Linked DNA regions of Homo sapiens: regions 1 and 3 are each linked to region 2. The links are chromatin loops, found by intact Hi-C in ENCODE. Cell type or tissue: gastrocnemius medialis. All regions are shown on one strand. Region 1 overlaps LOC107986009 (a long non-coding RNA gene). Region 2 overlaps LMCD1-AS1 (LMCD1 antisense RNA 1). Region 3 overlaps SSUH2 (ssu-2 homolog).

Region 1 (8,000 bases), 130 kb before region 2:
GTCAGAGGAGGCTGGGTAAGGAGAGCAGCTTGGCCGCCTGGGGCTGCAGCTGGGAGGTCCCAGCACAGCAGCTGCTGGGTGAAAGTGGGTTGTTCTTCTTCAGTAGGAGTTGTGGGCCCAGGTTGCTTTGTTGCCGAGGCCAGCTTGGCCTCTTTGCAAGTAATTGGTAATTGTGCCATTGCACTTCCGCCTGGACAACAGAGTGAAACCTTATCTCAAAAAAAAAAAAGAATTAATAGTAATAACAATTACTGAGTACTTGGTATGTGATATGGTTTGGCTCTGTCCCCACCCATATCTCACCTTGAATTATAATAATCCCCATGTGTCAAGTGTGGGGCCAGGTGGAGATAATGGAATCAAGGGGGCAGTTTCCTCATACTGGTCCCAGGTAACCTCTTTAGCCACACCTGAGAGTAGAAACATCTTCAGTTTGGAAGGCAAGTAAGGGTCCTATCCACAGCTTCCTGCATGTGATCATTGCTCAGGGCAAGGTGACCAGTAGAGCCCTGGGTGAGCCTCCCCTCTACCAGTCATTGTGCGACTAGAATTACTTACAATGCATATTATGCAAGATATGGTGTATGTAGTACATACACACACACAACATGTATATGATTAATTGTAAAACAACTTTTGCCTTTGAATAAATCTTAGCTAAGCCCCACCCTAGCCCTGAGACCATCTCATCAATCTCTGCGAACTTAGTCTGCTCATCTGCAAAATGATCGTATTAAGAGTACCTACTCCTCCCAGACCTGTTGTGAGGACTAGAGATACGTAATTAACGGAAGGCTCTTAGAACACAGCCCGGCACATACTGTATTAATCTGTTCTCACTCGGCTAGTAAAGACATACCGGAGACTGCGTAATTTATAAAGGAAAGAGGTTTAATTAACTCACAGTTCCACATGGCTGGGGAGGCCTCACAATCATGGCAGAAGGCAAAGGGGAAGCAAGACATGTCTTACATGGCAGCAGGTAAGAGGGCATGTGTTAGGGGAACTCCCATTTATAAAACCATCAGATCTCGTGAGACTTATTCACTACCACGAAAAAGAGTGTGGGGAAGCTGCCCTCATGTTTCAATTATCTCCACCTGACCCCACCCTTGACATGTAGGGACTATTACTATTCAAGGTGAGATTTGGGTGGGGACACAGCCAAAAACCATATCACATACTAAATACTCAATAATTATTATTACTACTAATTCATTTTTTTGAGATAGGATTTCACTTTTGTCCAGGCTGTAGTGCAATGGCACGACAGGGCTCACTGTAGCCTCAAACTCCTGGACTCAAGCAATCCTCCTGCCTCAGCCTCCCAAGTAGCTGGGATGACAGGTGTGTGCCACCAGGCCCGGCTAAGTCCAATGTCACATATTGTCATTATTACTGTTACTTTTACAGTGTGGAGTCATTGTGGGACTTAGATGCATAAATGAAATAATTCCTCGCACAAAGTAAGTGCTCATTAAGGGGTACTTTATATTTTTGTTGTTATTACAAAGTTCTTTCTCCCTCATTTAATCCCCACCCCAGATGTGGAGGAAAGCTGGGATTCCTTTTCTCATTTGAAAAATGTTGAAACAGATGGATATAAAAAAAGCAAAATGTCTTGTTCCACGTTTCCAAAAGAGGAAGTATGAAAGGCGTAATTGAAATTCAAAACGTTTGGTCTGAAAATCCTACATCCTTTCTCCTAACAACCGTGAATTCTTACTAAAGGATAAGGCATTAAAGCCTTTTTTGAACCATCTTTCTCTTATGGAGGAACACAGCCTATTAAACCACACCAGCTACTAACTGCCTGCTAGGGTCTGAAAGTGTCCTCCCAGCAGTCATGTCTCCAAGGTGATGGCATTAGGACGTGGGGCCTGTCGGAGGTGATTAAGTCACTAGAGTGGAGCTCTTATGAATGGGATTAGTAACAACTTTCCTAAGAAGAGGCCAGAGAGCTAGCTCTTTCCACCAGGAGAGGATACAGGAGAAGTCAGCCATCTGCAACCTGGAAGAGGGTCCTCACCAGAACTCAACCATGCTGGCACTCTGATCTCGGACTTCCAGCCTTCAGAACGGTGAGAAATGAATTTCTGTGGTTTATGAGCCACCCAGTCTATAGTACTTCAATATCAAAGCCCAGACAGACTGAGACACTGCCTGTTTACACAATTCTATTCCACCTATCGTTTCAGTTTCGTACTTTTAGGAGTCCTTTGAGGCCCGTCTCTTTTGAAACCCATTTCAAAGATGAGAAACCTGAGGTTCAAAGAGGTTGAGCATCCTGCCCAAAGCCATGCAGCAGGTTGGGCCGGACCAGGGTCTTCTGTCTTCTGGTTCTCCAGTATGGAATCAAAGAAAGAGTCCCTTTAAATCCAGAGGAGGCTTGGGGTATGCCAAGAAGCACCCAGTGCCTCCACAGAGCAGGCTTCGTCCTTCTCCGTCTTCACCTCCCTGGCCACCCTGGCAGTCCCAACTGTGCATAAGGGCCAGCCTCTCACTGTGGCCTCCACCCCGTCTTGTAATCGGTGCCTCCTGGTGAACTTGCCATGCCTTAGAACCCATCGCTGCCTCCCTTTCACTGCACAGTCTCGGTGTGAACCTTCTGAGTGCGTCTCCCAGCACTGGACCCTGCAGCCTCTGAGCCCCACTTCCACACTCTCATGTCAGACCTGCCAGCAGGCAGTCACCTGTACATGGTATGGCTGAGCCTGAGATCTCGCCTCCCAACACACAGCTGGCTCTAGACGGGCGGGACCATTCAGAGGCAGACAGAGGGAGGTGTGTAGGGGTACAGAGGACAGATAGATGTCACTGACCCCACCAACAAATAGTGAAACAGCAGAAGGAAAACATAGATGTACACGTGGGCATTAGGACACTTGGTCGAAAGTAACGGAAACCCAACCCACGCTGGGTGAAGCAGTTTACTGGCACACAGAACCGACAAGTCTGGTGTAGTTCTGGCTCTGGGCTGGGGTGTTCCCAGAGGTTCAGGCAATGTTGTTGAACATGTTTCTTTCTACCTGTCTCCTACGTTTCCCTATCCTGCTAATGGCAAGAGGTACACCCTTAGTTTCAGGCTGGCTATGACTTTCTCAGCATTCCTGCAGCCAAGAGCTCATGACTTTCCTGGTTGCTCTACAAAAGGCCCCAGGACTGAGACTCCTTGGGCCAAACACCCTGGCTTGAGCCAGCCTAACACCAGTCTCTATGGCCCTGTGCTGAAATAAGCTGATTATCCAGGCCCAGGTCCAGGGGATGGGAACTGCCCCATCAAAACCCATCCTGGTTGAGGAGAGGGCAAACCCCGCTTCCCGCAGGAAAATTCAGGTGCCATTTCCAGAAGCGGAGGGGAATCCTGGCAGCAAAACCACCAACACCCAGGGCAGTGTTTATGCACACACTGGACACCGGGTGTCCCCAGCCAACCACTTTCCTTGTAAGACTGCAAGCTTGGACCTGTTTAATGTCACATGTGAACCTGATAAGAAACCAGGCTGGAGGGTTTCCTCTGAGGATGCAAGGGCTGGAATGGAGATTCTCTGTCTAGACTGGACTGAGTTCTTTCTGAAACTGGGCAGGACACTCAGGCTCCCAACTTTCCTTCCTTCCTGGTGCCCCCAGCAGCCACTGCTGATCGCCCTGCCTCACAGTCAGGGAGGCTGTTGAGGAAGACAAGATGCCTGTTATTTCTAAGGGACATACTCTCTCCAGGTGGTACAGAGTGCAGACTCTCCCCTGAGAAAAAGAGAGTGAATGAGGACAGCCCGGGCTGCAGAAGCCAGTGTGGTCTGCCCATTGGGCAGCAATGGGCAGGTGGCGTTGGCTCTGTGGTCATTGGTGGGCACAGGGAGTCCAAATTCTTGCAGGGGAACAAATCCAATCTGATTTTACAAACATGACAATCTTCCTGGCTCGAAGCATCTGGTTATTCTTCTCATTCCTCCAGCTTGGCTCAGAGAAAGTTTTCTCAAAGAAGGATCCACTCAGCGGCTGCCCCTTACAGCTGCAGAAAATCCTCTTTAGTTTTGCCCTGAAGCAGATAGCTGCAGATGCAGCAAACCATCCATGAAGAGATGGGATTTATATTGACAGACACATGTTTATCCAGATCAATTAGGGAAAATTATTTTTGCAACACTCCTCAAACAAGGTTTGGCAGCTAATAATCAGTTTGAGTCGTGCAATGTGAATGCCAAAAATGTGAGATGAGATGAGAAAGCTACGTGCTAGATTGCCTCTCGGGAGAGCACTGTCTGGCCGGGAAGAGACACTGTGGTGATCCTCTGGCACAGGGGGCAGGATGCTCTCTAAATTACTCTGCATAATTAAGGAGAGATAAGTTTGACATCGGGAAGGGAGTGATTGGATTGGGCAAACTGACCACTGTGTGAAGGAGTGGCAGGAGAGAGAGAGAAAGCCAGCACTGCAGAGAAGGGCCTGGGGAATGCCCATGCCCATGTGCCGGGTGGAGAACTTTCAAGGGAGATCTTGGGTGCAGGGTGACATGGACCTGCCCACGTTGTCAGGGGAAACTGTTGAGAAATCCTCAAATGCTTGGTGGATGAATCTTTTCTTTTTGCTTCTCTGGATCCTCTCCGGACCCCTCTCCACTCTAGACTGGGCCCTGGGAGGCTGTCCTGCATGGACCTCCTTGCCCTCTGGCTTTTTTGAGGGTTTGGCCAATGGGGAGCACAATACCCTGAATGTGTCCCACCAATATTCGTAGGTTGAAATCCTAACCCTGAATATGAATGCACTTTACTTTGGGGAGTAATCAGGTCATGAGCATGGAGCCTTCATGAACGGGATTAGTGCCCTTATAAGAAGAGATGCAAGGGTTTGATCTTGCTCTCTACTCTCCATCACTTGGGGATACAACAAGAAGGTGACCATCTGCAAACCAGGAAGCAGGCCCTTCCTAGACACCAGATCTGCCAGCACCTTGATCTCGGACTTCCAGCTTCCGGACTGGGAGAAATAAATTTCTGTTGTTTATAAGGCACCTAGTCTATGGTATTCTTCTGTAGCTGCCCAAACTGCCTAAGTTGGGGGCTTTACTTGGCTTTGGCCAACAAGGAGCTTTCATTTAAGCCTGGGAGGGAGAAAAGTGAGGCTGGGGATACTAGTTTCCCTATCCCCCAACTGCTGCATTGCCTTGGGCTGGTTGGGTCTCTCGACAGAAGACCTCAGCCGTGATGGAGCGGCCTTTCTCCACAGCCTTCTCTGTCTCCTGGTTCCTGAAGCTGCTCCTTCCTTGGCCCCTGCTGTTAATAGCTCTAGGGAGTCACATAATCCCTTGGGGTTTCTATAAGCCTTGCCCATACCTTGACAAAATTTCCCTCCATTGAACACACCCCCAAATAATCCTGGTTTGAGTGAGATGGCTGTTTCCTGCTAGGACTCTGACAGACCCACTTGGGATGAGTGCTTTTCTCATGGAAGCCAGTCTAGGACATGCGTTCTGGGTCCTGGGTGAGCGGCTGAGCAGCAAGTTCACACTAGGGAAGAGTTGGCTTGTAGGTTAAAGCAAACACATTTGGGAGCTGTCTGGGAATATCCCAGCAGCCTGGCTGCCCCTTGAAGCCATTCCCGTTTGCAACTCCAAACTTCGAGGCTGAGTGGGGGAGGGATAGCATTAGGAGAAATACCTAATGTAAATGAAGAATTAATGGGTGCAGCAAACCAACACAGCACATGTATACATATGTAACAAACCTGCACGTTGTACACATGCACCATAGAACTTAAAGTATATAAACAACAACAACAACAAAAATCTACATACTTCAGTGTGAAAAAAAAATATCAGAGCAGTCCCAGGAGCTCACCCAGGCTAGGGCCCCTTAGGCCATTATGGAGAGGTCTTTCATTAACTGAGACTGGGAACAACTAGGATCTGAAGACACAGAAGGTAGGAGATTGAGAACTGCTGATGTGACCATTTTGCTGATGTGGAAACTGAGGTTATAAGAGGTTCAAGGTCACAGGTCAAGTAGACAGCAGCATTGAGAAAGCCATAGAAACGTAAAAACATGCCTTGGTCCGAGATCAGATGCTGAGCCCGAGTGTTTATAGGCCATGTCTAGGCAAGTCAGCTAGGAGGGTTCTGGGGTGCTGAGATTGAAAAGATGTTTCTCTGTTTTTCTGATTACAAAAGTAATTCAGATTCATTACAAAATATTTTAAAAATATGGCATAAAGTAAAAATCACCCAGAATCTTACCACTTAGACACAACTCATATTTACCATATTTCCTTCCAGGCTTTTTTCTTCAATATAGCTGCAGTCATTCCCTTCTTATAACTTTGTTTTCTACATTTTTTTCTTAGCATTATGAGTAAGCATTCTTTGTAAACGTGATTTTTAGAACTTCCTTATTTTGTCACATAGATTGCCATAATTTGTTTATATAACCAACTCGTAATCATTCCCATAATAGTGGCATTTACTTTTTTGGTCTCTAATTTTTAATTTTTTGCTATTATAGTTAATGATACATACTTATATATGTATGTAACTAATGTATACAAACCCTGTACTTACATATTTGTGTTCACGTACAATTATTTCCTTCATTTAGAGTCCTAAAAGTGGAATTACAGCATGATAGAAAACATGAACATTTTTCAGAGTCCTGATAAATATTGATGACTTGCTTTCCAGGAAATTGGTACAGCAGGCCCTCAAATATGGTCATTTTGTTCAACACTGTTTTGTTGTAATGTTGATGAAAAAAAAATCCATTCCCGGTTGGGGCCACTGTGTGTGTATGGAGTTTGTACGTTCCCCTGTGTCTGCGCAGGTTTTCTCTGGGTACCCCAGTCTCATCCCACATCCCAAAGATATGCTGCAGGTGAATGGGCGCCCTCAGTTGTCCCAGTTTGAGTCTGTGTGGGTGTGTGAGTGAGTGTGTCCCAAGGTAGGATGGTGTCCTGGCCAGGGTGGGTTCCCACCTTGTGCCCTGAGCTACAGGGACCGGCTCTAGCCACCCACGACCCTGACCTGGAGTAAGCAAGTTGGAAAATGAATAAATGAATGAGCATGAATTATTATAAAATAATAATTCATAAAGTCCACAATAATCCTACAAATGCACAACAATAAACAATTTGGTACGAAAGCGCTGAGCAAGCCACCGTATTTGTGACTGTTGGTGTTTGAACTGAGTGGTGGTAGGAGGTGCTTCTGACAATGTTTGCTTTGCATATATTTATTCCTTGATTTAACTCACTCACTGATTCACCAAAAGTTTAGTAAATAATTCTTACTTGTTTTTATTAATATTTATTAGATATATGTGTATCCTACATTTATTTCAGTGTTTGCTATTAGAGTGTTTTGGGTCTTTCTTTAGAAGTTGGGAATGATTTTGTGACCAGAATTATGCCATAGGAACTTAACTCTTGTTTATATCAATTAGCCCATGGTCAAACTGGTTTTGTTACATGTTGTTTTGCTGAAAATCTCAGTTTCAGAGATCCTATCAAAGACGTTAAGTGAGGACTTAGTGTGCTAAAAACATTTCTCCTGCCAGTCCCCTAGGACAGTGTGTGTCTCAATGCATGGAGTTTAGTAGGGGCTTGCTTCCAGGCATTGGCTCCACTCCAGATCCCAGCCCCTCCCCCAGGCCTTGCCTTGCTTCCGGGTTTCACTTCCATTGGTCTTAAAGGTGACCCCATGCCGATTAGTGAGCGCACGGTGTGCGTGAGGGTTCCAAGAGTAATATGTGCCTACTTTCTACTTTCCAGATGTTTCTGCCCTCTGGGGCCAATTCCACCACTCCCTGGAAAGTGATGTGATGACCCTGGGCTTGAGTCCAAAGAACATAGGAGAGTTTTGGCAGGTCGATGGTGTGTTGGTGCCAACCCACTTAGAGCGAAAACTGTAAGTTGAGTTCACGTGGATGAACATATCAGCATCTGCCTCACATGAATTCAGAGGGCACCACAGCCTCCTCTCAGAGACTTCTTGGGCAGCCAGATCCATTTGG
Region 2 (8,000 bases):
GGCTTTTGTAAAATTGCCCAAAGTCAACAATGAGCATTCATCAAGCACTAGAAGAAGCAGCCTCATCAAAATTCTTGCTGGAAGTCAAAATAGATTGGAATGCCAATCTATTGGACTTTCTCAGACTGCCTTGTTTGTACAAGAACAAGAAACCTGGAGATGGTTCCATGTGACATGATTTCCATTAGTATCCAGTTCAGATGGCTACAATTGTCTAAAGTGACTCCCTTCTAGAGAGCCCACAGATAACTAAGAACTGTGGCTATTTTGGGATATTTGGTAATTGAAAAAAAGAGGGGGTAAAAACATCTTTAACCAGAAAACTCTCTAGGTCAAATTGAAAAGCAGGCAAAGTTAGTCTCAAGCCGTGCTGCTCCTTCTAGTTTTGCCATTGTCTTTTCTGAGCTTGTGGGAATAAGCTATTCATTCACTCAGCACATTAGGCCAAGATTACATTCCAAGCAAAAGGAACTGCAAAAACAAAGGCTGTGGGGGTAGGAACATACTTGAAGACCTGAAAGTAGACCGGCGGGGTGGGCTGGGAGAGGAGAAAAGTGGAAGAAAATGGGGCCTGAGTGGTGGGTCAGGGCCATATCAGTAGGACATTATGGGCCACAGTAGACTTAGGATTTTATTGTGTGTAATGGAAAGGCAACGTGGCAGGCTAAATAATGGTTTCCGAAAGGTATCCAGATCCTAATCCCTGGGACGTGTAAATGTTATCTGATATTACAAAACCAGACTTTGCAGATGCGATTATGTTAAGGATCTTGAGATGGGAAGATTATCCAGGTGGGCTCTGAATGTAATCACAGGTGTTCCTATAAAAGGGAGGTGAGGGAGAGTCAACACAGACAGAAGAGGACAAAGCAATGTGAACATGGGACAGAGATTGGAGTGATACAACCACAAGCCAAGGAATGCTGGCAACTTCTAGAAGTTGGAAGTAGCAAAGAATGGATTCTCCCCTAGAGCCAGGAGCACAGTTGTGCTGACGTGTTCATTTTAGCCCAGTGATGTGGATTTTGGACTTCCAGCCTTCAGAAACAGGAGATAAGTTGTTTCTGTTGTTTTAAGCCATCAACTGTTTGTGGTAATTATTTGTTAAAGCAGCTGAAGGACATTGATACAGGCAGATCTTAGCCTCAGGCTGGGGTATGACATGGTCTGATTTATGTCTTCCAATGGGCACTTGGAGCTCTTTGTGGAGTAGAGACCAGAAAAGGCAGGAGTAGAGGTGGAGAGATCAGCTGGGAGGTTCTTGCAGGCATGCAGATGAGACAAGATGTGGCAGTGGATGTGTGGAGAGCTGGAACATCCAAGATATTCTTTGGAGGTAGACTGAAAATACTTGCTAATAAATTGCCACTAGGAAAAGCGGGCTCTGAAAAGTCATCAAAAACTTAATCTGAGTGTAAGTGTGTGTGTGTGTGTGTGTGTGTGTGTGTGTGTGTGTGTTTATTCAAGAAAAAAAAAGCTTGTAATTTTTAAAAAGAAGCACAGTTTAAGCCAGTGGTGGGGTTTTAGGCTCTGAACTCCTCCAGATATGGAGAGACATGCTCAGTGGGTGGCAGGTTGTGGAGTTTCATTAGAACACATTCTATTATGCTCCTTAGCTGACCACCTGTTCTGTGTATAAGCTGTTACAATGCCTTTTTTAGAAGTTGATACATTGCAGGTCAAATCATAATATTGCCCATGCCTGCTCACAGGGAATTTTTGTGACACTCCTGGGTATGGGAGGCCTATGAAGAACGTAGTTTAGATGCTGCAATGTTGACATTCTTAGGACATTTCGAAGGTTTCCTGGCCTGGTGACCAAACTTTAGTATGTGTCTAATTCATCTGGTGAACTTAGAAATTATGCAGATTTGAGAAATGTAGCTCCAGAGATTCTGATTCACTATGTTGGGACAGTGATTCTCAATTTTAAAATAATTACCTGGGAAACTTTTTAAAATGCAGGTTCTGGGTGGAGCCTGAGATTCTGCATTTCTGATGAGCTCCCAGGTGATGCTCATGCTGTTGGTCTCTGGACCACACCTGGAGGAGCAAGATTCCTAGGAATTGTTTTCAGAGCTGTAAGCCCCTGAGTGCCAAGGTTGAGGCTTCCTCCAGTGTGGATGTGATACTACATGTGTTTGAAAACAAAGGCAGCTCTGGACACATTGCCAAGCCCTTTTGTAGGATGGCCCAGCTGTGGTCTTGGTTCAGCAGATCGTTTTCCTCTCTAAACCAGTGACACTCTGCATTCCCTCCTGCTGAGCTCATACATGTCTCCTTGCCAAACCCAACAGAGGCTGGCTTCCCAGACTGGGTTACGAGGCTGAGGTTTGCCAGGCTCAGTCCTTCCACAAGTGCCACTCATGGGCTAGACGACTTCCTCAGCCCAGTGGTGTCTGTCTTGTTCAGGACCCCATGTGGGCTGCACACCACCATCAGCATGCTGTTTCTAACACACAGTCCTGGCCATGCTCCTCCCCTACTTCCAACCCTGCCTGGGCCCCCATTGCCCTCCAGAGAAGGTCCAAGTTCATTGGTCTACCCACCAACCTCTACTTCCATCTCCAGCCTTTACCATCTGCTACCACCATTAGTTACTTGTTTCATATATGCATTATGTCTTCTCTCCAGGCCAGAGGACTCACAATTGAATTCAGAAACCATCCTCACACTATGGGGAAAACTACATATGGTAAGGAGAGAGAGGAACAAGATTTGAGAGGCAGTGCAACCTAGTGGATAAGAGCACAGGCTTTCGCATCAAATCCCAGCATGGTCATACTTCAACTGTGTGACCTTGAACTGTCTCTGGGCCTTAGTTTTCTTATCTGCAAAATAGGGAAAAGAAAACATTTCATTTAGGGCAGTCGAAAGGATTTAATGAGGTCGTATATTTGAAAAACTTAACTTTGTACCAGGCATGTAATAAGCACTCACGTCAGCAATTGATGTCCATCCCTCTCTTTCCTCTCTCTTTTCCCTTCTTGTACTTCCCCTTTTTTCTTGCTCTACCCTCAGGATCTTGGGGCCTTCATAAAGGTACAAGTCTTGGGATTTTCTCTAAGTGAAAATTCCACAAGTGTGGGAAGCATTGGTCATATTCCAGAAACTGTTTTTGATAATTGGCCAATAGGAACTGTTTTGAGCTGTCCACTTAGCTACATTAGCAGGAGCACTTTAAAAGGAAATGAATGAAAATGTTCATTATTCTGGCCATTAATCCATACTTGGAGCAAACAGGAATCTCTAAGTCCAAACATTTCCCCTGTAAAGCTTTGTTTACCTTGGAGACCAACATCAACACAATTAGGTTTCAATATCAACAACATGGGAGGGTTGGAAGTCAGGAACAGCGGATGCCTTTTATAAATCCGGTGTCCAGGGCCACAGTTAACACCTTCCTTTCTAGACTGGGAAGGGTTGTTTTGCTGTAGGGGGTAGGGTGACATTTCAGAGTTGCTCCATTAGATGAAATAATCAGGCACTGACAATCGATTGCAGATGTCGTTGTCAGTAGCATTATGTGGGATACTCCTTGACTTGGTGCAGATAAAGTCCAAAGATGAGTGTTTGCTAAGGTCCAGCCACCTCCACTGCCAGCCATATGGGGTATAATTTGTCTGTGGGTCACACTAAGCAAGAGAAATGCAGGCTTCAGCTAGGGTCAATTCATCCACTCAACAACAAATATTTTCCAAGTACCTAGTATGTGTCAATCACTGTTCTAGAGCCTGGTGATGGAGCAATGAAGGGAACATAAAAATCCTTGTCTTCGTGGAGCCTACTTTCTAGTTAGGTACATATTTAAATTAAGCCTACAAAATATCTACTTACCTCAGCCTGAATTCAAAGACATAAATGATTCCAGGTCTTGGGATTTGGTGGGCGAAGCAACCTTAAGGATTGTTTATACTATTGATTCACTGTCTTTCTTAGGAACACACACTTCTTTGAGAATATTATAGAAGATGTGAATCCTCATTCAATCTATGCAAACTTTCACCTTCAGTTTCTGATAATTCATCCCCCTTACCTCCCCAAATTCAAGCCCTAGGTTAAAACCTTTGATCTGGTTCTAACATCTTGAGACTGTTTCTCAGCATCCTTGCAAATAAGGACTTACTGAAAGATAATGGATTTTTTTTTAAATGAGGAACTTGCTCCCTCTCCAGGCAGCTCATTTCATCCTAGAGCTCTGACTGTAGACTACCAATTTCTTTTTTGACACTGTTCCGTGTCTCTAAGCCTTGAGGTTGAGATCTGGTGCAAGTATGTCTGGCACCCTATTCACTGCGTTCCTGTTTGTCTTGAAGGTGCAGAGAGAAGTACCTCCCTCTATCACTGATATGGTTTGACTGTGTTCCCACCCAAATCTCATCTTGAATTGTAGTTCCCATAATCTCCACGTGTCATGGGAGGGACCTGGTGGGAGGTAATTGGATCATGGCACGGTGGTTATTCCTATGCTGTTCATGTGATAGTGAGTGAATTCTCAGAGATCTGATGGTTTTATAAAGAGCCTTCCCCTTTGCTTGGCTCTCATTCTCTCTCCTGCCACCTTGCAAAGATGTGCCTTCTGCCTGATTGTAAGTTTCCTGAGGCCTCCTAGCCATGCGGAACTGTGAGACAATTAAACCTCTTTTCTTTATAAATTACCCAGTCTCGGGTATTTCTTCAAAGCAATGTGAGAACAGACTAATACAATCACCCTCCCAGGTTTTGAGGCTATTATGGGCTTGGCTACTATTCTTTTCCCTGAAAAGGAAAGGCTTCAGTAACATTGTTTCTCCTGGTCGCTCTATAAAGATACTAGCCCAAGATAGGCCTCCTTAATCTCCTCCATCCTCTGTTTACCTTCTTATCTGAAAATATTACTGGATTTGCAGATTAGCCAAAGGAAACAGAGACATGTTTTTAAGGCTGGCAACTTGCTTTTTGAACCTGCAAGAATTCATATGGCTTAAATGACTTCTCTGTTCCTTGTGTTGCACAGGAGGAAAGAAAAAGAAAAAAAAAAACTCTAACTTATGGCCAGGTAGAAGAGCCGTGTCAACAAGGTACCCTCACTCTCTGTGGAAAGCCAGTTTTTCTTTTAACCTGAGGTCCAGACCAAGTGAAATGGTTCAAAAGGACAGGGCCAGAGATCAAACTGTGAGAGCTCCTTATGAAGCAAAGGATAGTGCGAGACATCCCAGTACCTTAAAGAGCTCGCTGTTCAAAACAAATCTGCTGAGATTTGGAAGTGAGTAGGTCTTATCTATCAGACAAGAGCTAGGCAATTTTTAAAAGCATGGGCCCCTCAAGAATGGAAAGGTTGTATTTATTCTTAAAATCAGTGAAGCCACAAGGCAGAGGGGGTTGGAGTGAAATGATTTTATTTTCTTTAGCCTACTTCAAGCTGTTTTTGAGCCACATATACACATAACAACCACCGCCCTATTACTGTGGGCCTGCTGTGTGCTGTGGAGTTCTGTAAGAGCTGGGCTGTTCATTCTGCATCCGCACAGCATCCTGACCAAGAAGGAATTGTCGTCACTGGTCCTCTGCTTCACAAAATTAAATTAAGGATTAATTAATTAAGGATTCTTGGTTTATACACATACTAAAAATTTCATATTTGAATCATGTAATGAATACTCATGACCTCAAATTTAAAACAAAATCTCAGACTTTGACAATAACTTACCTGTAAAGTGTAGGGCTCTTCCCTCATCTCATCCCTGCCCCCCCATCATACTATTGTCCTGAGTCTCATGTCCGTCACCCCCACCTTTCCTTTTTATATAACTTTATTTCACCTATACATACTCATAAATACATGTGTCTATTCCATTCTAGTTGTTTTAAAATTTATATAAAAGGTGATCACACTTTAGGTAATTTTAGGGACTTGTTGTCTTTACTTAATACATTGCTGAGACCCATCTGTGTTGTTGCATTTCTCTGTAGTTTATCCATTTCGACTCTTACTATGTTCTAAGTATCTGCCATATGCTCTTAAATATTCTACTGTGGGAATATCCCACAGTTTATTCATTCATTCTTCCTCGAATGGGCTTTTGTGTTATCACCAGACTGTTGCTCTTGTTAACAGTGTGGCCTTGAACATTCTTGTGTATCTTGATTTTCCAAAGTGGTTGCACCAATTTACATGCTTATGGAAATATATAGATTATAGTCAGTCCAATGTTTGGAATTGTCAGTTTTAAATTTTTTTCCAAACTAATGAACATTAAAAAAATTGTGGTATTGATTTGCATTTCCTTGATCATTAAAGATTTTGAACAACTCATATATATATATTTGGCTCTATGTTTCCTCTTTTGTGAATTATCTGTTCCTTTCTTTTGCCCACATTTTCCTATTACTTTAGTTGTGCTTTACTTAGTGATATGGTTTGGCTATGTCCCTGCCCAAATCTCATCTTGAATTCTAGCTCCTATAATCCCCATGTGTCATGCAAGGGACCTAGTGGAAGGTAATTGAATCACGGGGGCAGGTTTTTCTGTGCTGTTCTCATGATAATGAATAAGTCTCATGAGATCTGATGGTTTTATAAAGGAAGTTCCCCTGCACATGACCTCTTGCCTGCCACCATGTAAGACGCACCTTTGCTCTTCCTTTGCCTCCTGCCATGATAGTTAGGCCTCCCCAGCCATGTGGAATGTGAGTCCATTAAACCTCTTTCCTTTATAAATTACCCAGTCTTGAGTATGTCTTTATTAGCAGCATGAGAACAGACTAATACACTTAGTGACTTTTTTATAGGAGTTATTCATATGTTCTTGTTACTAATCCAAAAAGAGAATTAATAGCTATATTTTCTCAGTGGGGAAACTGAATGTCCTAGAGTTAAATGACTTGGTCATGATCATGTAGCCATACATGGAGGGCCAGCATTCCTCCCAGGCCTGTCTGATTTGGTGTATATCCTAAATACCTGGTCCATGCTATCTTCCTACTGAGACGTCTATGGACCCGCAATGCGAGGGCTGATGCTTTTCCCTGCCATAGCACCAATGGGCTGGAGAGCATTGAAATGGTCCCTACGTCTTTGGGCTTAGTTTCTTCATCTGTACATCTGTGCTGTATTTTCTCCCAGTAAATCTCAGAGCACCTGTCCCCAACTTTTTAACTCTTCTTGTCATTAGGTTTCAAAGTGGCTAGTGTGCTGGGGGAGGGAATGGTCCCCACCAGCCTCCAATCCATCTGGCCAGTCCACAGCATGGTCTCCACAGTCTTGGATAATTGGGTCTTGACTGGCAGCTCCAAGTATCTTACTTGATTTGGGGTTTGGGAGGCCTGGGGTGAACAAAGACAGTCCTATTAGGTTGGTGCAAAAGTAATTGCGTTTTAGTAATGGCAAAAACCACAATTACTTTTGCACCAACCTAATAGCTTCTTTAAAATTCTTCCTTGATTGTCAATTGCCATGATACTTGGCTATCATTTCCTGAATGCAGTGGTTTCCAGGGAGCCATTGATTAAGCATGGCAGAAGGGAAAATTAAGAATGCTCATCATGGCCGGGCGCGGTGGCTCACGCCTGTAATCCCAGCACTTTGGGAGGCCGAGGCGGGTGGATCATGAGGTCAGGAGATCGAGACCATCCTGGCTAACAAGGTGAAACCCCGTCTCTACTAAAAATACAAAAAATTAGCCGGGCGCGGTGGCGGGCGCCTGTAGTCCCAGCTACTCGGGAGGCTGAGGCAGGAGAATGGCGTGAACCCGGGAAGCGGAGCTTGCAGTGAGCCGAGATTGCGCCACTGCAGTCCGCAGTCCGGCCTGGGCGACAGAGCGAGACTCCGTCTCAAAAAAAAAAAAAAAAAAAAAAAAAGAATGCTCATCATGACGGCTCTCATTTTTTTGTTCATTCAACAAACATTTATTGAGCACCTACAATGCTTCAGGCACACTGGGCAGGTGGTGCTCGTAGATGTCAGATAGACTTGAGTTTAATGCCTTTTACTGGCTCTGGGGACCTTGACCAAGTTCCTT
Region 3 (8,000 bases), 140 kb before region 2:
TGCAACTGATCTGGGGGTACGGACTCTGTGCCTTTCTCAGATGCAGCACTTGCTCAGGGAGAGGGAACAAGACCTGCGCCACCTGCAAGGGGGAGAAGAAGCTGTTGCACTTCATCCAGCTTGTCATCATGTGGTATGTGGCAGTGTCTCAATGCTGTGGCATGCGGGGGTGGCTGAGGGACTTAGCCCTGGACTGGCTTCTGCAGAGAAACTGTGGTTGGTTGGGGCTTTCACAGTGCAAGAACCTGCCAGGACTTAGAAGGGGGAGAATTCCCTTGGAAGAGGCAGTGTGGGGTTGTGGGATGCTGACTGGCTTTAGAACAGACAGACCTCAGTCCAAATTCTGCCATCACCACTTTCTAGGGCAGCAGCCGCTCCACAACTGAGCCCTTCCCGTAGGAATAGAGCCATAGCATCCTGCTACGTCCCTAAGTCAGTCAGGGCTTCCGTGCATTAAAGGTTTCTCCTGTCTCAGGCACCTTGCTAAGTGCTTTGTAGGCAAAGATGAAATGAGGTAATGGAGCTGAACTGTCACTCTCCTTACTAGCTTCATTTTACAGGTGAGGAGACTGAGGCTCAGAGAGGCTACAGAACTGTTGCAAGGTCCCTCCAGTAGCAATTCAAGCCCTCAACCCCAGGTCTGTCTGATTGCAAAGGCCATGCTTTTAACCTGCCACACTGTGTGCTTTCATCCCTCATCCTCCTTCCCTCCAGGAAGAACAGCTTGTTTGAGTTTGTGTCTGAGCACCGGCTCAACTGCCCCAGGGAGCTCCTTGCTAAAGCCAAAGGAGAAAACCTCTTTAAGGATGAAAACTCGGTGGTAAGAGGGCATTGTAGATGGGAACAAAGGAAGCTGGGTTCCTCCTCTGCTCTCGTGGGCCTGGGGCTGCTAGCTGTGTGTGCAGGCTGCATTCCTTGGAAGGACAGGTTGTGTAGGAGCAGAGCTCCCCAGACATGGATAAGGCTGTGGGGAGCCTGGGGGCTGTCAGTTTCCTTTTGACTTTTACACACTCAGCCCTCTGTCCTTCCCCACCCACCATGCCGTTCTTCCTTCCTAATACTCTCTTTCTCTCTTTCCCTCCCTCCCTTCTTCCTCGCTCTTTTCCTTCCTTCCTCATCCCCTCCTTCCCTTTCTTCCTCATCCCCTCCTTCCTTCCACAAATCTTGAGACCCTCCTCCTATATCAGGCACTATTCTTGGCCCTGGGTAGACCATGGCAAATAAAACAAGGACCCTGCCCTCATAGAGCTTACAGTCTGGTGAGGGGACTATGATGGACCCTTTTATAGCAATGTCAGATGGTGAAGGGGCACTGAGAAACATTCAAGCAGGGTAAGGGGCAGGGAGGGGTGGCAGTGTCGTTCCAGCTGGAGGTGGGAAAGCCTCTTTGTGGAAGTGACCTTGGGCACAGACCTGGATGCAGGGCAATTGGGGAGTGGACCTTGTGGCGTGGGAGCGAGGGGACAGTGGGGCAGAGGCCTTGAGGACTGGCAGAGGGCAGTGAGCAGGGCAGAGCTAGGAGCTCAGAAGTGAGAGGTACCTTCAGCCAGAGGAGAGGGTCCTGCGGGCCAGGAGTTGGCACACCCAGCCCACTGCCTGCCTTTGTCGATAAAGCTTTATTGGAACACAGCCCCACGCATTTTCTGACAGGTTGTCTATGGCCGCTTTCCTGATGGTGGGACAGAGCTGGATAATGACAGACTACATAGTCTGAAAGCCTGAAGTATTTACTATTTGGTTCTTAGCAGAAAAGGTTTTCTCACTCTGCCGTTGGCCTTGGCAGAGAGATTGGCTTCAATGGGACTTCTGATGGGGGTCCTCAAACTATAGGGAGGTGTGTCAGCCTCCTTTCTTTGCTCCAGTAATTTGGCTTTTTAAAGGCTCACCTCAGGCATCCCCCCACCAGAAGCCCTGCACCCCACTCTTCCATTTGAGTTAGGGATTTCCCCCTGGGCTCAGCTCAGACTGAGGACCATCCCTAGGCGTCACTGGCTGCTGGCAGCTCTGTGAGCTGACCCTGCCTGGTGCTGAGCTCTGACCACCGTCTCACCCTCAGCGTCCACAGCAGCACTGGGCCCAGGTGGACACTTAGGAGGAGGGTGGAGGAAGGAGCCACAGTTCCACAATGAGGGGCAGAACAGGGAGCCCCAGGGGAGGGCTATGCTTGCCCTTAATATGTGGAAGGCTTTCAAGCCTGGCAGAAGGGGATCTGGGGGCTTTGGGGACCGAGGAGATGCCCCAGTGCCCGGACTTTCTGTAGGTTGAGTGCAAGCGCCTGGGCTTATTTGTGGTTCATTTTGTATCCTCAGCTCACAGACAGTGCCTGACCCTTAGAGGGCGGTTTGAATGTGTACATGAGAAATGAATCTGAGTTCCTTTCCCGCTACACGTGTACAGACCCCACGAGTCCACACTGACGGGGACCACACCAGCCATGGTCACTGCCTTGTCCTGCACCTAGCGCGGTGCCCGGCACACAGGAGGCACGCAGCTGGGGTATCCAGTGGGCTGCAGGTGATAGCGTTCTCTCTCTGACTGCAGGCCCCCTGTTTTCCTGTTTTTGAAATTCCTGAGACCACACCGTGGGTCCCTCTCTCAGCCCCCTTCTCTGTCTGGCTCTGGCTCTGGCTCTAGTCAGCCCCAGTGACTTCCAAGGCTCCAGGTGCGGCAGCCAGGTGGTCTGTGTCTCTCTCTCTTTCCCCCAGGTGTACCCCATCGTGGACTTCCCTCTGCGAGACATCTCTCTTGCCTCCCAGAGGGGCATTGCAGAGCACAGCGCTGCCTTGGCCTCCCGTGCCCGCGTCCTGCAGCAGGTGAGCCAGGGCGGAGGGGCCATCTGGCTCTGACGTCTCTTCCTGGGCTGCTGAGCCCTCTTTCCTGAGAACGTCGGAGCGGAAGGATGAGGACGTAGAGGTGAGGGAGGTCCCGGGGGAGGAGTGTGGGAAGGGGTAGGGCCTGACCTAAGGCCCCAGGGCATGGAGCAGGGCAAGTAAGACGCAGAGGCAGGAAGGACCGTGGGTCGCAGGAGAAGTTTGCATTTTTATTCCCAGAAGCGATTGCAGGGTTTTAAGCACGAATGTGGTGTCATGGGATTTTTGATTCTGACTCCCTGGTGTTCAGATAGGGGAAGAAAAAGGTGGGGATTGAACGTCACAGGCCTGGCTGGAGCCCAGTGTCTTGCCCCTGAGGCCCCTGGCACTTCCCAACCCCCAGCCCTGTCTTCTCCTGGCCTCTGTGGTTTTGGCCGCTGTATCCTGATGGCCACAAGGTGGCGGTGGTGGCTGCTACATCCCCAGGAGCAGCCCTGAGTAGCCCCTTCTGCTGCTGCTGCAGCCAGCCAGGGGACCCTAACGTGGGAGGTTGGCCTGATAATGTGCTTTGCTGGAGCTGCATGAAGTGGGACAGCAGCCGGGACAGGAACCTTGCAGACTGGGCTGAGATCCTGCGTTTCCTGCATCCCAACATGATCCTGGGCCAGCCACTTCCCTCCTTCAAAGCCAGTCTCTCACCTGCGAAAAAAGACACTAAAGCACCTCAGAGGGTTTTGCAGCAAAACCCTCGAAATGTGTTTGGCACCCGGTGCTCAAAATGTCCCTTTCTGTCCTTTGCAATGGGCATTTCCCCTTCTCTGTCTCTGTCTGCACATCTCCCTGATTTGTAGGAGAGAGAAGATGCATTTTTATCTACATGAATACGGATCATCTTGGAGCTGGAAGGGGGCTGAGAAATCATGCAGTTCAGGCACTGCAAACTTACATGCCTACCAGGGCCAGGCAGTAAGGAGGGTGACAGAGCGTCATTCAAAGGGGCCTGTCGACACTCAGCTTTCTGTAGGCACAAGACCCAGTGTTTCCAGACTGTCTGAAGTCCAGATTTTTAGATGAAAACTTGTAGTTTTTCAATATTTTGGCAGCTGGGAAAACTGAGGCCCAAGGAGGGGAAGTTACCTGTCCTAAGTCACACAGTTTGTTGGTGGCAGGTCCAGGACTAGAACTCAGGTCTCCTGAGGCCCTGCCTCTGCCAATACAGCCATTCCGGGAGCCAGGAAGGGTAAACCAGGGGGCAAATACACATTTTTCTTTAAAAAGGAGTATAATGGGAGTGGAGGTCACTTCTCTGAATCTTTTTTCTAATTTTGCCTTTGGTCCTAGAGCTGTAACAAAGATTCATGCTAATATTTTACTCAAGATGGAGAAGTTAGAGCCGAAATCCAGCCATGAGGACATAGCTGGCTAAATTCCATCTCCCAGCCATGGCCATGACTCTGAGACCTGGAATCTGCTTATTGCAGGGGCTCAGCTGCACAGACAGATAAACAGCCAATTACGTGATGACCACTTGATGGCAATTGATGTCTTGAGCAATTTGTGGCCTCAAACTTCGAGACTTTTTGAGCCAGAAGCAGATAGAGGCAGGGGGATTGCGGGGGTTGTGGGGGGGCTGGTATTGCCATGCTCTCCATTGGATCTTAATAGAAAAATCTGGAAACAAGAGTGGTCCTGACTTCAGTGTCCAGGCCTTCTGAGCACTGACATTGACTCCCATCTCCTTGTGCCCTTTAGTCCCTATTTGGGGTCCTTTGCACTGAAATTTCAAGAGGCATCTTCCAACTTTTATTTCCGAAATTGTCATTTGGATTCCAGTTTCTGGCATATGAAGAAAACTCAGTCACCGGGGTCTTATCTGGTTGTCTCAACAACTCTGTGAAATAAGAGTTTTTATTCCCATTTCACAGATGAGGAAACTGAGGTCTAGAGAACTGGAGCACAAGATCACATGGAAAGCTGTGTGGAAATTTTGTGCCCTGACTCTGATTCCCCTCTTCCTTCTGCAATGTCATGCTGCCCCCTGGCCTCTCCTCTGACAGAACAGGGGCCTGCCTCTCAAAATACACCCCCACTGCCCAGATCTCCAGGGATGGCCAGGGCAGTTTTTCTGAAATGGAGAGAGAAGTCGAAGCAGCCAGATGGCTTCAGCCTCAGCCCCCCACCCGGCCTGGTTTACCTCTTCCCTAGGGTCTTCAAGCTATCAACTACAGCAAGAGGACTTGGGGTTCTTTTCCCAACAGGAAGAATTCCCTGCAAGTAAAGAGGGCCTGACCCTGGGCCAATCATGCCACCTGTCCCTGGGTTTGGGTCCCCACATCTGAGTCTGGGACAGGGGAACATCTTGTGCAGAAGAACTTAGGGGTTTTTGCACAGAGCCCGGCCCACAGGAAGTCCACAAGAAAGCTTGGCTTAGATGATCAGGAGCAACATTCTTATGTCAACTACGAAGTGTAGTTGCCAGTAACAAAACAGCACCAGAAGCCAGTACAGATGGGAGCCTAATGTTTGCTCCCAAGGTGGGCTGCTGTTTTCTGTTCAGGGCCTCATATTGCAGAAAGTTATTGAGTAACTGCTCAGAGAAGGGGCTGGAGAATGAGGGACTTAGCATCTCCCTGTGGGAGGGAATGAGGTCCCCATCCTGAAAATAGCCTGGCACAGCCAACTAAGCTTTCAAATGTCTTCGGGGTCAATGTTTTATCTTAAAATTTGATTCAAATGTTAGAAACCGCTTCCTAATACCTCTGTGGTTGTTTTAATACACACATGTTTAAACCGACTTTATCCTCCACTGCCCCCCAGCACTCCATCTAAAAATTAATGCTTCTGGAAGTTGTCCTACTTGGTTGGTGACTTTCCGTACACCCTGGAACTCCCCTGGGGATGCCTGTGCCCACTTGGTGAAACCTAGAATCAAATGGTAGCTAAAGATGAGAAGTCGGTTTTGGCCAGAGCTTAGGGTGCGTGAAGGAGCACAGTAGGAGATACATCTAGAAAGGCAGATTGAAGGCAGATTGTAGCAGGGTTTAGAATGCTGTGTTAGTCTGTTCTCATGCTGCTAATGAAGACATATCTGAGACTGGGTAATTTATACAGGAAAGAGTTTTCATGGACTCACAGTTCCCATGGCTGGGGAGCCCTCACAATCATGGCGGGAGGCAGAGGAATGGCAAAGGCACATCTTACATGGCAGCAGGCAAGGCAAGAAGAGAGCATGTGCAGGAGAACTGCCTTTTATAAAACCATCAGATCTCGTGAGACTTACTCACTATCATGAGAATGGTATGGGAAAAACCCACCCCCACGATTCAATTACCTCCCTCTAGGTCCTCTTATGTCACATGAAGATTATTATAATTCAAGGTGAGATTTGGGTGGGAACACAGAGCCAAACCATATTGAATGCCAACTCCAGAGCAGGACCTTTCATACCACACACAGTAGGGAGCTACTGAAAGTTCCTGAGCAGGTGAGTGACTTGAACAGAACACTGACATTTTCCTTGGCTATTTGTTTCCTCAGCGCCAGACCATTGAGCTGATCCCCCTCACAGAAGTTCACTATTGGTACCAAGGAAAGACTTATGTCTACTACATCTATGGCACTGACCACCAGGTGTATGCGGTGGACTATCCTGAGCGGTATTGCTGTGGCTGTACCATCGTGTGACATAGCATGGCTGTCCCCAGAGCCTGCCATTCACGTTTGCCAAGGAAGATGGCCGACACTCTCTGAGTGTGTTCACTGTTGGCTGCATTGGACAATCACATACAAACCCTGGCATGTCCTTCCAGAAAAACCAGCTTATCATCTATCAAGCTCCAACCCCTTATACAGCTCCTCTGGTGGAATCCATGACTCATATGTTTAACCTACAATAATTCAGCTATACACATTCCTGTAGAACAAATGAGAGAAATAATTTAAATGGCAAGGACTTTGCCTCTGGTCTCCAAGTTAATGCCCCGATGATGCGTGTGATTTGATTTTGCTTTTTCCCTTTGTCGGTCTTGGTTCTGGTGTGCTTCTTCTAGTGGGAGCCTCTTGACGATCTGAGTATTACTGAAATGTTCAAGGATACACACAAATATCTGGCCCTAATGCACAATAAATACTGCACTTAGGCATAAAGTGCAATATGTTACTGCCCATTCTGTGGATCAGGAATTCAGACACAGCCACAGTGCGGATGATTTATCTCTGCTCTGTCATGTCTGGGGCCTCACCTGGAAGATTTGAAGCCTGGAGCTGCTCAAGGGTGGGGCCTGAAATCATCTGAAAGCTGGTTCACTCAGATATTTGGTGGTTGATGGTGGCTGGTGGTTGGGACCCCTTTAGGGAAGCTGTCAGGTGGAGCACATATATGTGGCCTCTCCACGCAGCAAGAGCTTCCTCACAAGATGGCAGCTCTGAGAGTGTGTGCCCCTCATGCACGTCCCAATTGAAGAAATAGAGATCTGTTTCACAGCTGGAGAACAAACCAGCTGTGTTGGATGGACCAAGGGTCTGCATGCCAATCTCTAGTGTGGTGTCTATGTAAGGAATTTAGAGAGTGTTTTCGAATAGTTACAGTTTTTTACATCACGGGCTGACCTTAGAGCCTGCCCACTGAATAAGATGTGAACTTGATGCTCTGTGCACCCATCACAGGCAGGAGCTCCCACCTGGTGGTATAAGGCTGGGTGGGGGGTGGTGCTGGAGGGGATGCTCTGCAGTCCTTTTGCCGAGTCAGCTTTGGAGAGGTGGTGCTGGGCTAGGCAGGTCTCTGTGCATCTGGTTGTGGGTAACCATAGACCTTCCGTCATCTCATGATGCCTGCCCCACACCCAGAAGGGGATTGCTACAGCAAGGAGTGGCCTCAGGAAGCAGCCCCTCAGAGGGCCATTGGTGCACTCTCTTGATCCCCAAATCCCCTCACTGGGATGTGGACTTAACAGGCCTAGTTGAGGGAGGCTGGGGAGACTGAGGCCATCCCCCAGGGCATCACTGATAAATGATATGGAAATGAGCACTCTCATCCTCACCTGCTACTGCCGAACCCTGATTTTCCTGCGTCCTGTTTGCATGTGGCTGTTTCCCGAGTTTGGCTGAACCACGTGAACCCCACACACGGGTGGGTCCTGGCTAACAGTGTGGTGGCTAGCCTCATGCAGGAACAGCAGGGGTTAGGGGGGT

The links. A loop is a pair of places that touch in the nucleus more often than their neighbours do. Peaks named below come from ENCODE experiments on the same cell type or tissue, not always from the same donor. Only the 100,000 strongest peaks of a DNase experiment are listed, where the experiment ranks them.
Region 1: it touches region 2 in a loop (5-fold over the local background); 21 of 110 quality-filtered maps call a loop at or near these places.
Region 3: a loop joins it to region 2, with 8 times the contacts of the local background. A loop is called at or near these places in 8 of 110 quality-filtered maps.

Annotation. Positions count from the first base shown.
Region 1 is chr3:8,603,138-8,611,137 of GRCh38, reverse strand. LOC107986009 (a long non-coding RNA gene) reads left to right here. Exons shown (of 5, transcript XR_001740420.3): 3 at 1,546-2,081; 4 at 7,759-7,894. Among named protein-coding and RNA genes, the nearest start is that of LINC00312, 35 kb to the right of the region's middle. RefSeq lists an enhancer at 1-460. In gastrocnemius medialis, CTCF peaks have their summits at 3,209 and 3,408; a DNase peak (open chromatin) is centred at 3,427; H3K27ac peaks cover 1,220 bases.
Region 2 is chr3:8,477,752-8,485,751 of GRCh38, reverse strand. All of the region lies in intron 3 of LMCD1-AS1 (LMCD1 antisense RNA 1), which reads left to right. Among named protein-coding and RNA genes, the nearest start is that of LMCD1-AS1, 20 kb to the left of the region's middle. RefSeq lists an enhancer at 2,075-2,369. In gastrocnemius medialis, a CTCF peak has its summit at 4,201 (motif pointing left); a DNase peak (open chromatin) is centred at 2,261; H3K27ac peaks cover 4,573 bases.
Region 3 is chr3:8,618,362-8,626,361 of GRCh38, reverse strand. SSUH2 (ssu-2 homolog) reads left to right here. Exons shown (of 12, transcript NM_001256748.3): 9 at 41-133; 10 at 715-820; 11 at 2,706-2,813; 12 at 6,348-6,976. The coding sequence ends at 6,494. Among named protein-coding and RNA genes, the nearest start is that of SSUH2, 22 kb to the left of the region's middle. RefSeq lists silencers at 2,696-3,075, 3,165-3,459 and an enhancer at 2,892-3,512. In gastrocnemius medialis, CTCF peaks have their summits at 3,061 and 3,261 (motif pointing right); DNase peaks (open chromatin) are centred at 3,264 and 4,271; H3K27ac peaks cover 270 bases.